Linked DNA regions of Homo sapiens: region 2 is linked to region 1. The links are chromatin contacts, found by Hi-C in ENCODE. All regions are on one chromosome and are shown on one strand. Each heading gives the region's core, a stretch centred on a gene start or an enhancer-like site at or near the end of the contact. The rest is flanking DNA. Distances are from core to core; before and after follow the strand shown.

Region 1 (2,688 bases), core at 130-2,629:
AAACATTCCACAATACAATTACAAAAATAACTTTCCGGTTTTCTCAGACAACCAGTTTATAAGAATAATTCAGAAGTTCACAAAGGATAATTTGATTTACATAAAGCTTAAAAAACGGACATAAAAGGTAAGTGAAAATGACCGATTAAGAAGACTGTTAAGGTCCTTTCTAACTACAAATTGTCATGCATTGTAATTAAACACAACTACAATGTTAAACACCTGAAGGAAAAAACCCACATAGAATTAATACTGCCAAAGAAAATTTCCGCTATCTTCAGGCACTTGAGTAAGCTATGTTAAAACGGGAAATGGGCTTTAAATTATCAACATTCACATCGATTACACTATGATGCATGAAAACTCCATTCTACAATGAGTAAACGCCCAAGAAAGGAACCCAACCAACTCCAATTGCCCTGGTGCTCGTAAGAGGTTTATACCGCACAAGGGGTAAAACAACGGTAGAGTCGAGCAAGCCTTTGGGTTACAACAGTCCTTGAACACTTGCAATTGAGAACCCGCAATTCAGGAAGGAAGACACTAAGGAAACTCTGCACTGTCATCCAGGGTGATCTGATTCAGGTTCAAACCAAACGCTCAAGGCGACAAGTTGTAAACAGAAGACACACTTCAGCTCAAACCACCCAGCGAGAGGAAGCAAACGTGCCCATCGCCGATGTCACAGCAAATCCCACCTTGCTGGCGCTCAGTCGGGAACGCTAGAATTCTCGAAGCACAGGGGCCCGCGATTCAGCGGCCCGCTACCACTGGGGCGGGGGAGAGCGGGGCTGGGCGCGCCCGCCCCCGGCCCTGCAGCCCCTCGGCTGGACTCCCCGCGGCGCCGCGAGCTCGGGCCCGAGAGAAAGGGCTGAGCAGAAAGGGCGGCCTCCGCCCAGAGACCGCGCCCGATACCCTCCGCAAGGTCTGGGACGGGGATCCACCGAGGGTCCGGGGACTGGGGAAGGCGTTTTCCAGACCCAGTCAAAGCCCCACCCCGTCAGGGCTTTCCCTCAAGACCGAGTGCGTTCCCCTCACGCGTCACATGTGTAACATGCGTTACACAACCCGTCAGGTAAGGGGCGCAGGGATCCGGGGTCGCCCCTCCTACCCCCGGGCGCCGTCGCTCGCATCTCCCGCGGCCCGGGGAGAGCAGAGGGACGGCCGGCCGGGACATGAGGACTGCAGCAGGGCGCTCACCGGCTCAGGATGGGGCGCTGGCGGGGACCGCGCAGAGCCGCAGCACCCGGCTCAGCACCTGGATCACGGCGGATCCCTCGCCGCCCGCCGCCCGGTGTTTTCATACAAACCCCGGTGGCAGGCGAGGCGGAGGCGGCGGCGGCGGCAGCTGCGGCGGCGGCGCTGGAGGCGGCGGAACCTGTCCGCATCCCGGGCAACGTCAGCGCGGCGCCCCGCCCACCGCACGCCTTGCCAGCCGGCTCCCAGCACGCGCAGGGAGTGGGGGCGGGGCGTGCGAGGCCGCGAAAGGGGCGGGGCGGAGCGCACGCCCTCTTCCCGCCGCGTCCCTTGTTACCTCCGTGCGCGCTGCGCCCCGCCTCTCTGCGCGCCTGACGGGAGGGAGCGCGCGCGTGGGGGCGGAGCGCGCACGGGAGCGGGAATTAGGGGCGGGTGTTCCGCGCGCTGCCGGTCCCTTGTACCCAGCAGCCCCGGCCACCGCCCCTCCGTACCGAACTGCGAGCGACTCCCCACGTTCTTCAAGTCATCTTTCTGTACACTCCCAACGAGGGCCCCAGCCTTTTCCCGGAACTAAGCCCGCGCCCACCCCCTCCCCCGCCATCAATCAGTCACTTTCTTAGGAAGGGTTCTTAAAGCTCCCCACGTGATCCCGGGGTCGCATCAAACGCTGGGGACTGCGGTAAAGCTTAGACCTTTCCTGACCTCAAGGAGGGTCCATAATAAGAGGCTGGAAGGGACATGCTGTTACTACAATCGGGCTCCCAGAAAACAACAGGATTGCACCTTGTGGCCAAATCTCAGTAAATTAGATGCCTAGTGCTGCAGCGAACAAAATAGCATGCTGATTTACTGTTTTTTGAAAAAGTGCCTGCATATAATCAAAACGGTAATGCTAAGTTGGCTACTGAAGGCAAAGGCGGAATGTTTTATCTGAGCCAAAGTAATGTGTCAGAGAAATTACTAATACACCCCCTTCTGTTTTGACTGTACTTCAGTGTACTGCAATGTATTGCAAATAAATACTGACATCATTTACTTTTTCACGTTGCACAAGAACATGTTTGCTACTGTTTATGGTAAGGAATGTAATATCACAACTAGATAAGGGAATGCATTGAGAACTGTGAGATTTTTGTTTTGTTTTATGATCTTGTTCAAATAAAATTAAGCAGGTGTGAAAGCAATTCAAAAAGTAACCCAAGGTACACCACAGTGCTTCTTACAGTTTGCCCTTGGTAGATGTCTTTATTCAGATGAACAAGAAACTGCCATTTTATAAACATCGTAGTTTCCCTCATCGTGAGCACTAAAAGATAGGTTACGGTATTTAAAATAATTTTGAAACAACCACCACCCCAAACCACCCAATCAGAAACGTATTATCTGAAAATACCCAATAATAATGTAATAATTTTACAATAATGCTAAATATGTATGTAATATACCTGAAACTTTTCTTAAAGAACATGTTTCTAAATGAGTCAACCTGCA
Region 2 (2,688 bases), core at 134-2,633, 2.3 Mb before region 1:
CAGTAGAGAACAATTTAATGGTCCTGCCTCAGTACTAGAGGAAAACTGCTCACAGCTAACTCTGTCTCATAAAACTCCAGTTTTAGGGGGGAGAAGGTGACATCCCTCTGCCTCTAGACAGGTGAGAGGAAATTGAGAATAAAAGATGGACCAACACGTACTCCCTCAAGATGATACACTCAGAACAGATTTGACAGCACAGAGAACGGCTCTGGCCTTCTGCTCTGCTGGTCAAACTGGCACAAATACTGAAAAGATGAAGCAGGAAAAAGAAATTGAAACATTCTGGGCAACTTGTAAATTCCTAGGTCTATCAGGGAGTCTAACAACCCATTAGGCAACTGGAAAAACAGGCAACTATCTTCACGGCTCTGCTCCATTTTCTCATATCAATATCTAGCGTTACACAATAATGCTCAGCAGATGACTGAGTTCCTCTTTCACCATTTTGAGCTATCATTCACAAGGGAAGGGCATGAGGACACAGTTGCAGGTCAGTGAGGGTGGGTGGGACACCGGCTTGGGAAACTGAATGCAGGGAGGCAAGGCTGGATGAGCAGGTCCAGGAAAGCCCGTACTGCTCCACACAAAGGAAGAGAGAGCATCAGGAAGAACAGGGACTCATCCTCTCCCTGGAAAAGGGCTAAAAACCAATCATTGCAAATTCACCTTGTTCAAAGCTTCTTTTCTGACCACAATGGGCTAGATGGTCTCTGAGAAGACCTGGGAGGTTTATTTTACCAACAGAAACATTTGTATTTGTTTAAGTGGTGAAGTATGAAACCTCTGTGATGAAATGGCTGCTGTTTTACTGACTGAACCCAAAATTCTCACCAGGGAGCTAGCAATGGCGTCCCACACTGGACTTGGAGTTGATCTGGACTCCAGCTCTGGGCCTGTCATTTCCTAACTATGTAACTTTGGGCAAGTGTCCTAACTCATGTGAGCCTTGTATCCTTAAATCCACCTAAGAGGCTTGTTGAGGTTTGAATGTGAGAATACAAGCAAATCACCTTGTATAGTGACAACACAGAGCAAGGGCCTCGTGAACATTCATTTGCTCATTCATTGAAGGGACTAGGGTGCTACCAGAGATGCCACTGGGAAAAACTCCATTCCCAGCCCTATTTTCCCCAGAACTCACCGCTCAGATTTTAGTAAGCATAGTGCAAAAATAGTGGTCCATGGTCAAATAAGTATAGGAAAAGCTGGAGTCAACAACGTCAAACTAGTTTGCTCACTTGCCCAAGAGCCATAAATAAGCTGATGTGTGCTATGAGCTGCAGAGAAGATCAGGGTGAGGGAAATAAAACCTGCAGCATTTCTCAAGCATAATTCTTCAAGGAACATCTGTTATGACACACACGTGAAACATGCCCCCAAAGAGTTCAGGAAACGCTCATCAGGAACAAAGGTTAGTAATACATGGGAGTGAGTGGCTCACCCAGTCACCCCATGGGATCTGACATTTCCTGACTGGTGTTTACCTAGGTGACAGAGGAGACATTCTGGAGCCAGAAACAATGATAATGCTACCAGGAAAGTAGAACACCACCCAAAGGAACGCCACACCAGCCCAGCCCAGCTCCTCCTCACTAGGGGCCAGCACAATATCCATTCGGTGACTTTTATTTCATGAGAACATATCTCTACCTTTATAAAGCATACTGTCAACAGAAAAGTCAGATTTTCTTACTGAAAGAATCACTTTTTGTGTGAATGGATCAATTTTTCAAAGTGTGAAAACCTGTGCCATGAGAGTTGACTCTGCCACCGATGAGAAGAAAGGATTTGGGGTTATTTCTAAATTTCTCATATAAAATATCTTTTTCGATAGTTTTATGCTGGACTACCTCAAATGCACATAATTTATACTTGCATAAAATGCCAGTAGGCTTTCCTCATAGGCAGTCAAGTCACGAGTGTTCTTTCAAAACTATTCTCTAATCTGCCTCTTCATTTCCCTTCTACAGCCACCAACCCTGCCACACTCACCAGGATTGTGGCGAAACCTCCCAGGCTCCATGCTTACAATATTTCCCCTTCCAACGCTTTCTGCATCCTGCCAGTTTAACCTCCAAAATCAATCATTATTATATTCCTCAAAGACTTAGATGTTCCCCCTTTGTATATGGAATACCCAAACTCAACCTGGCTACTGGCATTTGAGCTTTCTCTCCCACAGGACTCCAGCCCCTAGACTCTTACACCGACATCTCAAGCCCCTGGCCCACCTTGCCTCTTCCCAACCCCCTGCCTCTGTGCACACCAGTCTCCCTGCCAAGTTTGTCCACCCACTCTTGCCAACTCTAAATCCACAAGAACTCCCAATACTTAGGTCCACAGAATCATTCCACATGACTCCGGTCCAGTCCTCCCCTCACCTACCTTCCACAGCAGGTTCTGTGCATTCCATTTAGCCCTTCGCCTTTTATTAACTTCTGTTGCTATTTAATTGTTTCTACTAATATTTCAATGTTCATGTGTCTTTGACTTTCCCCACAAGTAAACTCCAAGTTTCGTAGAAACAGAAAGTACATCATACACTTTCTATCTTAGAAACAGAAAGTACATCATACACTTTCTATCTTAGAAACAGAAAGTACATCATATTTTCTATCTTAGAAACAGAAAGTACATCATACACTTTCGCCAACAAGAATAACATGGAGAGGAGGAAGAGGGCGA

What was found. Hi-C counts contacts between places; a loop is a spot of excess contacts on that map. Pooled maps may share reads with other maps.
Region 2: a loop to region 1 is called in a pooled map, with 2.2 times the contacts of the local background. The contact joins the enhancer-like site here to the promoter of AGTPBP1 in region 1. A Hi-C loop is called at or near these places in 2 of 50 pooled maps.

What each region holds. Positions count from the first base shown.
Region 1 is chr9:85,740,575-85,743,262 of GRCh38, forward strand. AGTPBP1 (ATP/GTP binding carboxypeptidase 1) reads right to left here and starts at 1,380. Exons shown (of 26, transcript NM_001330701.2): 1 at 1,201-1,380. RefSeq lists an enhancer at 394-543 and silencers at 714-1,033, 1,104-1,703.
Region 2 is chr9:83,470,993-83,473,680 of GRCh38, forward strand. All of the region lies in intron 1 of FRMD3 (FERM domain containing 3), which reads right to left. Among named protein-coding and RNA genes, the nearest start is that of FRMD3, 66 kb to the right of the region's middle. RefSeq lists enhancers at 2,441-2,600, 2,651-2,688. Within about 2 kb of position 1,384, at least 9 of the 41 ENCODE cell types and tissues checked have a DNase peak (open chromatin) inside an H3K27ac peak, as active enhancers do.